2 separate regions of the Homo sapiens genome follow, and region 2 is linked to region 1. The links are chromatin loops, found by intact Hi-C in ENCODE. Cell type or tissue: PC-3. All regions are shown on one strand. Links, peaks and the distances in the headings refer to the core of each region. The heading gives the core; the rest is flanking DNA. Region 1 has its middle 43 kb from the start of UBE2E2-DT. Region 2 has its middle 240 kb from the start of UBE2E2-DT.

Region 1 (4,405 bases), core at 251-4,250:
CAGATAATATTTCGCTATGTGTCCGTACCACATTTGCTTATCTAAATTTGTCAGTCGACGGGTGGTTTGGACTATTTATACCTCTTGGCTATTGTGAATAACACTGCTTAACCTTTGTGTACAGGTGTTTGTATGCGCATTTGCTTTCATTTCTCTTGGGTATACACCTAGGAGTGGAATTGCTGAGTCATAAGATAAAGCTATGTTTAAATATGTGGGGAATTCCCAGATCTTTTTCCAGAGTTGCCGCTTCGAAAATGCCACTTTTCTATGAATTTGACAACTACCTGCCTGCCTCCTAAGTCCCCTCCTTTCATTGCAATTAAATGTTCTATTTCTATATTGCTTTAGCACTCTCTGTTACCCTTGTTTCATGCTCAGCCTTGTGATGTTGTTGCGGTGGACATCTGTTTTTTACATGCACCCATTCCCCTTCTTGAATGACATCCTCTTTTCTTAGTGAAAACATCCCTCCCATACTTTCAGTCTACTGGCCTGGCCAAGTAAGATGTTCTATCACTGTAGTCATGGAGAGTGAGTCGGGGGTGAGCATGTGACCCCAGTTAGGTTAAATTAGCGTCAGTTCTGGGACTTTTGTTGGAAAAAATGGGCAAGGACTCTATTTCCACACTAGTTCCTAAGCTGGTGATATGTATGCCTAGAACTATTGGTGACCTTCTTACCACCATAAGGTGAGAACTGCCTTGAGAGTGAAATTAATCAAAGAAAAGGAAAGCCCCAATATGGAATGAGACAGATTGCCTGTTGATTTTGTTTGACTCAGTCATACCTGACATCTACAACTAGAACATTCAGTTACCTCCAATAACTTCCCCACACATAAGTTCTTATGTAACTTCTGTCATTTGTAATGCTAAGAATCCCAGTCAATAGAGTGTTAATAGTGTATTCCTCCCTCCACTGGATTTGAAGCTTCTGAAGGTAGGGACCATGTCTTTCTCATTTGAGCGTGATGCTGGCACGTAGAAATTGCTAATAGACAGTTGCTGAGTAATTGAATGAATGAATGAATGAAGAATGAGTGTATATTTTGCTATGCTTGAAACCACATCCTATCATTTATGTCCAGCAATAGGGCTTTGCCTTCATTCAGAAAGAGACTGAGTTTTCCTGTGTGTGTGCATGCACATGTGTGTGCATGTGTGTGTATGTGTGTGTGTGTGTGTTTTCCTTTATGTTCAAGACTGAATTAAGCAATCTCACATGGGGAGTTGGGTACCTATCAAAGAACTTTAGTGCCTCTCTTTAAGGTCCTACTGTAGACCTCTCCTCACATGCTCTTGAGGAAAACTGAGCTACTTTTGTTTTCACAGAGCAATCAATGTAGCTTCATAAATAGGTTGTCTGTCACTTTATGTTGTTTATTTCTACATAATTGACTTTTGGGATATGGAAATGAAGATCTGGCTTTTTCATTACTTGAGAAAATGAATTTATTTTTTGATTCCAACTCTTTAAATATATACAACAAAATTATTTAAGAAATAAGTAGGTGTTTTCATAAGGAAGGTTATGTGGTAGAATAAATTCAGAGATATGTAGGAGAGGATAAGTGTAGCCAAAAAAATAAAAAGCCATTGTGAATAACAGGAACATCTGGAGTGTAGACTTTGGTAATTTTTGGTACTATCATTTGCATTTTAAATGGGTGAGCAATAAAACAGCATCTATTCATATGTCTCTATCTAGCTTGACTTAAAGTACACATTTATGATTTCAGCCAGAAAGCTGAAAAATACTTCAAAGCACCGTAATAGTCCACTTCTCCACCCTGAAACACATCATGCTCAGGCAAAGTAGGGGCTTTGTGGGGGCAGTAGCTACAGAAAAGCTGCTACATGAAACCCTGGGACTAAAGACTTGGGTTTGAATCTTTTATTTATTTTTATTTATTTATTTATTTATTTATTTATTTTTTTAGATGGAGTCTCGCTCTTTGCCCAGGCTGGAGTGCAGTGGCGTGATCTTGGCTCACTGCAACCTCTGCCCCCTGAGTAGCTGGGATTACAGGTGCCTGCCACCACACCTGGCTAATTATTGTGTTTTTAGTAGAGACAGGGTTTCACCATGTTGGCCAGGCTGGTCTCAAACCCCTGACCTCAGGTGATCCTCTAGCCTTGGCCTCCCAAAGTGTGGGGATTACTGGCATGAGCCACTGCGCCTGACCAGGTTTGAATCTTTTTATCTTCACAAAACTGAGATCTTTATTGTCTGCCATATTTAGCTGTGCTCTGTTGACTTAAGAGGACAGAACAGACAGAGCATTTGGAAAGGGATTGTTCTGCCTCCTATTTGCCAGATTATATTTTTTCCTTTCTAACTGATGCATGAAAATTTTATCCTTTGGAAAGTAAATGTCCCAGAAGAATATGATCTAACCCTAGTGACTCATTTGAGAGATTCTTTAAAGTAAAGGAGTGTTTCCTAAAATAGAAGGGGATTTCACTTTGAGGGCAAGAAGGTTTTCCCTCTTTATCCTTAGTCATAGAGGTTATGCTGTCCCTGACACGTCATTACTTCCCTCCTGTTCCTCTTCCTTAGATTTAAAACAAACCGGGGAATATCCTCATTATCTAAAACATTTTCTCTGTGCATTTGATTAAAAGCTGGTATTTTCTGTTGATAAAAAAAAATTAGGACTGTAGTAGTCCAACATAGACACTGCTTATGGGGTAAATCTAGGGGACAGATCCTTATATTAAAAGGGATGGTGAGAACCCTGCTGGCTCTTGCTTGTGGTAGAAGAACAACCTCAGCAGATAAGAGCTTCACACCTTATAGCTATATTAGAATGTATTTTCTCTTTTCTTTTCTTTTTGACAGAGTCTCTCTCTGTTACCCACGCTGGAATGCAATGGGTCAATCTCAGCTCACTGCAAACTCCACCTCCTGGGTTCAAGCGATTCTCTTGCCTCAGCCTCCTGAGGAGCTTTGATTACAGGTGCCTGCCACCATGCCCAGCTAATTTTTTTATTTTTAGTAGAGATGGGGTTTCTCCATGTTGGCCAGGCTGGTCTCAAACTCCTGATCTCAAGTGATCTACCCATCTCAGCTTCCCAAAGTGCTGGGATTACAGGCTTGAGCCAAGGCGTCCAGCCTAGATGGTATGTTCTGAGCAGTGTTTGATAAATCAGGGGTCCCCAACCCCCGGAACATGCACCGGTACTGGTCCGTGGTCTGTTAGGAAGTGGGCCACACAGCAGGAGGTGAGCGGCAGGCACGCAAGCGTTACCACCTGAAGTTTGCCTCCTGTCAGATCAGCAGTGGCATTAGATTCTCATAGGAGCACAAACCGCATTGTGAACTGTGCATTTGAGGGATCTAGGTTATGTGCTCCTTATGAGAATTGAACTAATGCCTGATGATCTGAGGTGGGACAGTTGCATCTTGAAACTATCCCCCACACCCCAGCCCCCCATCCATGGAAAAATTGTCTTCCGTGAGACTGCTGCGCCAAAAAGATCGGGGACCGCTACTATAAACCGTTCTGCCCTCGTGGGAATAGTGTATAGATACCTATATTGCCAAGACTTTATTTTCTTACCCTTTCTTATGTACTTATCAAACATACTTAGACTCCTTTCTACTTATTCTCACATCAGCTTCATGTCTTTAACCAGCTATGCAAGATTTGGAAGGTCTTTATACATTCTTGGGCTTCAGTTTACTTTGTAATGTTGGGTACCCTATCTTTAAAATCTTTATCAGCTCTAAAATTCTATAGTTCCTTATCTATGCTTCTGTTTTCTAATGCATTTGACTCTGGTCTTAATTCTTAAGCTAATCTTTTATTTAGCCTTCATTTGAGATAAATGTCACAAGCAGAGAGGGCAGGAAATGGCATCTTGATGTCTTAAGTAGAGAAATTAGAAGCTCATAAATCTCAATGAACCTTGAATTAATTAGTGGAGAAGTTACCTTTATATCATTGTGCCTCAGATGATTTGGGGTCAAAGAAGGAATACTGGGGGTATAATTATGAATGCTATACATATAAGTGCAAGGATAGTGGCAACATTTTTGATTGACTGTTATATAAAAAACACTCTTGGCATTGCAGTGCCTCTTATTAAGGTTAGAGTATTGTGAGTTTTACTAGAAGTCTGAGTGTGTTTAATGCTGGCAATACTGAAATCAACTCCATCATAAATTTAAAGTGAGGACACCATTTATTCTAGGGGCTTCTGCAAACCCAAATATAGTCATCACTTATTCCTATTTAAAACTTCATGTGTCCTAACAATATTCATACATCACTGCGGCAACATTGCCATTCAACCCTCAGGTCAGTCAGTACTTTAAAACCACGACAAAATTTCTAAATAAAAAATTATATCGATAATTGTAAGATTTGAAAGAGAAAAATAACTTTTAGATGAGAAGG
Region 2 (4,405 bases), core at 269-4,268, 200 kb after region 1:
TTTCTTTTCTCAAAAACCCGGTGTCAGAGTATTGACTTCTAGCGCATCTGGTAGTGAGCTCCTTTGCCACGGTGACACCAATCCCTAATCACCTTCCACAGGCTCCACCTCCTAACACCATCGCATTGGGGATTAGATTTTAACATAGGAATTTTGGGGGGACACGGACATTCAGAGCGTAGCAGGCCATTTGCTTCTGACCCTAAACCCAGCTACATAGAACAAGGTGTCTATTCAGGAAAGAGTGAGGATACAGTTCAGAAAGTAGCAGAGCAGACAGAGAGGGAGAGAGGAAGAGAAAGAGAGAGAGAGAGAGAGAGAGACAGAGAGAGAGAGAAAGAGAGAGAGACAGAGAGAGAGAATGAACATTGATTTCCTGTGGCCCTCTTCATCCTTGCATTTTTTAGTTATGAAAAAATGCTTGCACTAGTTTGAGTTGAATTCCTGTCATTTACACCAGAAAGATCCTGACTGATCTCCTGAACTATGTTGGAGATCATGTTTACACAGTCCATGCAAAACTATAGTTTCAGTGCTGCTGAAAATGGTTTAAATTTTTATATCTTTTTGTATATCACTATTCAGATAATTTAAAATGTTTTTAAATCACGTCATCTGTAGTGACTTGTATATTAATTTCATATTTCTAATATGTTTAAGTTATCCTGTGCTTTAGATATATCATATTCATTATCACTCTTGAGTATTTCTGTTTTCTGTGGTTTTATTCTATTTTTGTTGCAAATATTTTTGCATCTTATGAATCTGTTACTCAAACTAATGCTACCACAAAATTGGTTTCCATTTTTTAGTGACCTATCCCTCTTTTGACAGTAACAGCAAAAAGATGAGATGGCTATGACTGAAATGTTCTATGGTTTATACGTCATAAAGCAATAACACATCATAGAATAATGCTCTATGTTCCCAATATTATGGTTACTTGTTTGCAAGTAACTGCAGGCATTTATGCTTTTTCTTTATGTTACTACCACTCTCATGAGTTGTGACCAGCAACAAAATTCTATAGCAGTCTGCCTTATAGCTATTTCAAAGCAAGTCTTTGTGGTTAAGTACAATTTCCTATAGGAATCACACCCAGGGTAGTCCAGTAGGCTGTGTCAGCAACATGAGCGTGGCATTAGTAGAATTTTAAATGTGTTATTCCACCTTGCATAGTTGTTTATTGTCATTCATGCTCTGGGGTCATTTGTAGGTTTCAAACATTATCCATCAGGATATTCCTACCTGTCCAAGGGAAGGTATCACTACTATGGTGACCTCTGTCTGACTGGCCCCATCAAATTCCCAGATTCTTTATTAGGTGCCAGCCCAACTGCTGCTACTTGGAAATTCTAAATGCACTAGAAGTACATTGGGAATAATAAGTGGAGCTTAGAAGAAAGATACATAGAATTACGGTGGTAGAGGTTTAACTTTATCTGTAGGTAACACAACTTAGCTCTCTCCAGAGCTGAACAGGCTCTTCTCCCTTCTAGCTCATAATATGCATGGAATATCTCATGGCATGAAAGCTTTCTACACATCAAAATGGGTTGAAAATGAGATTTTTTTTTTGAATAAATGTGCCTTCTGAGAGCGATTTTCCAAAGCTGTAATTCTTCTTAACTGAGGGATACAACAGTTAGAAATTCCCTAATGCCCAACTGGTTGGGTTTCTCTCTAATTCAAGTTGTCAGTCACCAACCAATGAACGAATGAAGATAACAATTATTTATATTTGTCTCTTCCACAGAAGATGAATATGTCCTAACTCATTTTTCTACTGAGAAGATGAAATGTAAAGACATGCCTTTTGTTCAGTTGCTGTGGATTTGTTAAATACATTCTTTTATTTGATGAAATTACTTTTGAGGGAAGGCAAAGACCTTATATCTTACTCTAATAATTACCAGATGTTGGCAAGAGTATTACAGGCAGCAACAGGTTTCAGTGAGAATGTAACCATATCATACTATGTATTATGTAGTGCATATATTATATATAAGTATTCATCTGTAATAGCATATCAACTTATTTTTTCAAATGCACTAATTAAACCTCAAGCCCCCATTTTAGGCTTTGCACTTTTGATTAATAAGGACAGTTAAAAAAAAAAAGAAAGAAAGAGAGAAAGAAAAGCTTCCTAGTTGCTATGTGGAAACTGGCATTGCCAAGGAGCTTGCAACCATGCAGCCACAAGGAGGAGCTCAAGCATCAAATTAAAAATTAACACAAACTAATAAATTCTGGCGCGTGCTGCTTTTGGCAATGCGTTAAAACAATATTTATTCTTATATGGAGGCGAGGTGATTTATGGGCCTTTTGCCCAAATTAATATCACTCTGGGGAGCGTATCTTGATACGCTGGTATGTATCAGTATATTTACATAAATATGATAATATAGACGTAATCTATTCTTCACCCAGTAACCAGATGGATCTTTAAAAAATGCTTGAGATAATGCCACTCCCTGTTTAAAAGCCTTCCTATGGCTTCCTTTTATTTTGAGAATAAACTGTGCATTCTCTACCGGGACCTAAGAGGCTCTGCCTCATCTCTTTCCCACAGCCCTTTCTTTTCTTTTCTCTTCTTCTTCTGCTGCTGCTTTTTAAAAAAACTTCAACATTTATTTTAGATTCAAGGGGTACATGTGCAGGTTTGCTAGATGGGTATATTGCATGATGCTGAGGTTTGGGGTACAAATGATCCTATGGCCCAGGTAGTGGGCATAGTACCCAAGGAGGTGAAAGATCCCCACAAGGAGAATGACAAAGCACTCCTGAGAGAAATCAGAAGTGACACAAATGCATGGAAAAGCATTCTATGCTCATGGGTCGGAAGAACCACCCCTTTCGGACTCCATCTCATGCCTCTCTCCCCAGAGACTGACTGTGGTAGCCACATGCCTTCTGATAGGCCCTAGAATGGGTCTTTTCTGGCCTCAGGGACTTCCCACTTCTGTTCCTCTGTCCTTCCAGAGACTTGCATGCCTGCCTCCTACTCATTCTTTGAAATTCAGTTTCAGTGTCACCCTCTAGACAGTCATTTCCTGACATGTACTGAATGTCGGCTGGCCTGCCTTCCCTTCTGCCATTCTTCTCCATCCTTGTTCTCTGTTTATTCCTACTTAGAATTTATCACAAGCTGTACTTCTTTTGTTCACCTATATGTTTCCTGTTTATTACATGGCTTCTATATTTGATGTACATTAGAGCAGAAACCTTGTCTATGTAAACACTGCAGTATCTGTAGTGCCTAGCACAATTCCTGGCACCAAGTATGTGTGCAATAAATATTTGTTGAAGGAATGAGTCTTTATAATTGAAACTTTGGGAATGTGTCTGGGTCCAGAGATTCTCTGGAACAATAGCCACAGAAACAGTTTTGAAACATTGGCCTCCCATCTCAGTGATTTTTCCTCATGGTTTGAAGGGCCTCCTAATTCCCCAACAATACACATGCTATTCCTACTCTACCCCAAAAGAGGCAGCAAGTGATGCACAATGAAATCTATAGCACTACCAGAACAGACTAATAGCGGCATGGTTCGACAAACAAAATTAATATTAAGCAAAATATGCCAACATCTTCCACTGCTATCTGCATTATTTGACCTGTGAGCATGCGACCTTGTGTCTGAGGAACAGCTTCTTCAGCCCCAACAGTTGGTGCTGAGATCTAATGATGGAGTCACCAGCATCACAGTTTGGAAGGTGCTGATAGGACAGGCTCCCAGAGATCCTATCTGTCAGCTGAAAGAGGATGTGCCATCTTTCTATACAAGGCCTTCAAAGAGGCATTGACTTCTTCACTCTTGGGGCCATCTTTGAGTAGGGGTAAGCAGCTCCCAGTAAGACCAGATCTCATGCTGATGTGGGTACTCACAGAAAATCCCTGGTGCTTCTAAAACCATATCCTAAAACTCATTAAGCTTGGGTTCCTGCCAAGTTTTATATTATTTCACTTCATATAATATGTTTCACTGTGTATTTGTGTCTTGTAAATAGTTTCTGATTTTTTCAGTAATGACTGGTAATTATTCAACCTTGCTCATTTGCTCCTTCTTCCCAGGAAACTTTTTCAAAGTTGTATATTTATTTATCAAGAAAATGAACATTCGCTTTCTAAAAATGTACTCATGGAAGACTCCCCAAAGAAACGGATTTGATCCTTTCATAGGAAGAAAGCTGACACATTATCTATTGGAATGATTATTCTAAAAGCCACAATCACATACTGTAAAATTTGCAAAATGATGAAAGAAGTTAATGTTTGAATATATATTGTTTATCATTCTCAGGGACCACTTTGTCAGGATGTGGTATTAAAAAATGTTCTTGTATTTCTGAGAGTTAGGAAAAAAAATCAATTACAATTGAAATAGACTATGGATTCTTCTCA

The links. A loop is a pair of places that touch in the nucleus more often than their neighbours do. Peaks named below come from ENCODE experiments on the same cell type or tissue, not always from the same donor. Only the 100,000 strongest peaks of a DNase experiment are listed, where the experiment ranks them.
Region 2: it touches region 1 in a loop (2.1-fold over the local background); 1 of 110 quality-filtered maps calls a loop at or near these places.

What each region holds. Positions count from the first base shown.
Region 1 is chr3:23,158,137-23,162,541 of GRCh38, reverse strand. No RefSeq gene overlaps it. Among named protein-coding and RNA genes, the nearest start is that of UBE2E2-DT, 43 kb to the left of the region's middle. RefSeq lists enhancers at 204-353, 464-723. In PC-3, for the core only: no CTCF peak of the experiment used is centred there; a DNase peak (open chromatin) is centred at 2,421; H3K4me3 peaks cover 223 bases; H3K27ac peaks cover 1,746 bases.
Region 2 is chr3:22,958,355-22,962,759 of GRCh38, reverse strand. No RefSeq gene overlaps it. Among named protein-coding and RNA genes, the nearest start is that of UBE2E2-DT, 240 kb to the left of the region's middle. RefSeq lists an enhancer at 2,791-2,920. In PC-3, for the core only: CTCF peaks have their summits at 1,990 and 2,195 (motif pointing right); a DNase peak (open chromatin) is centred at 2,209.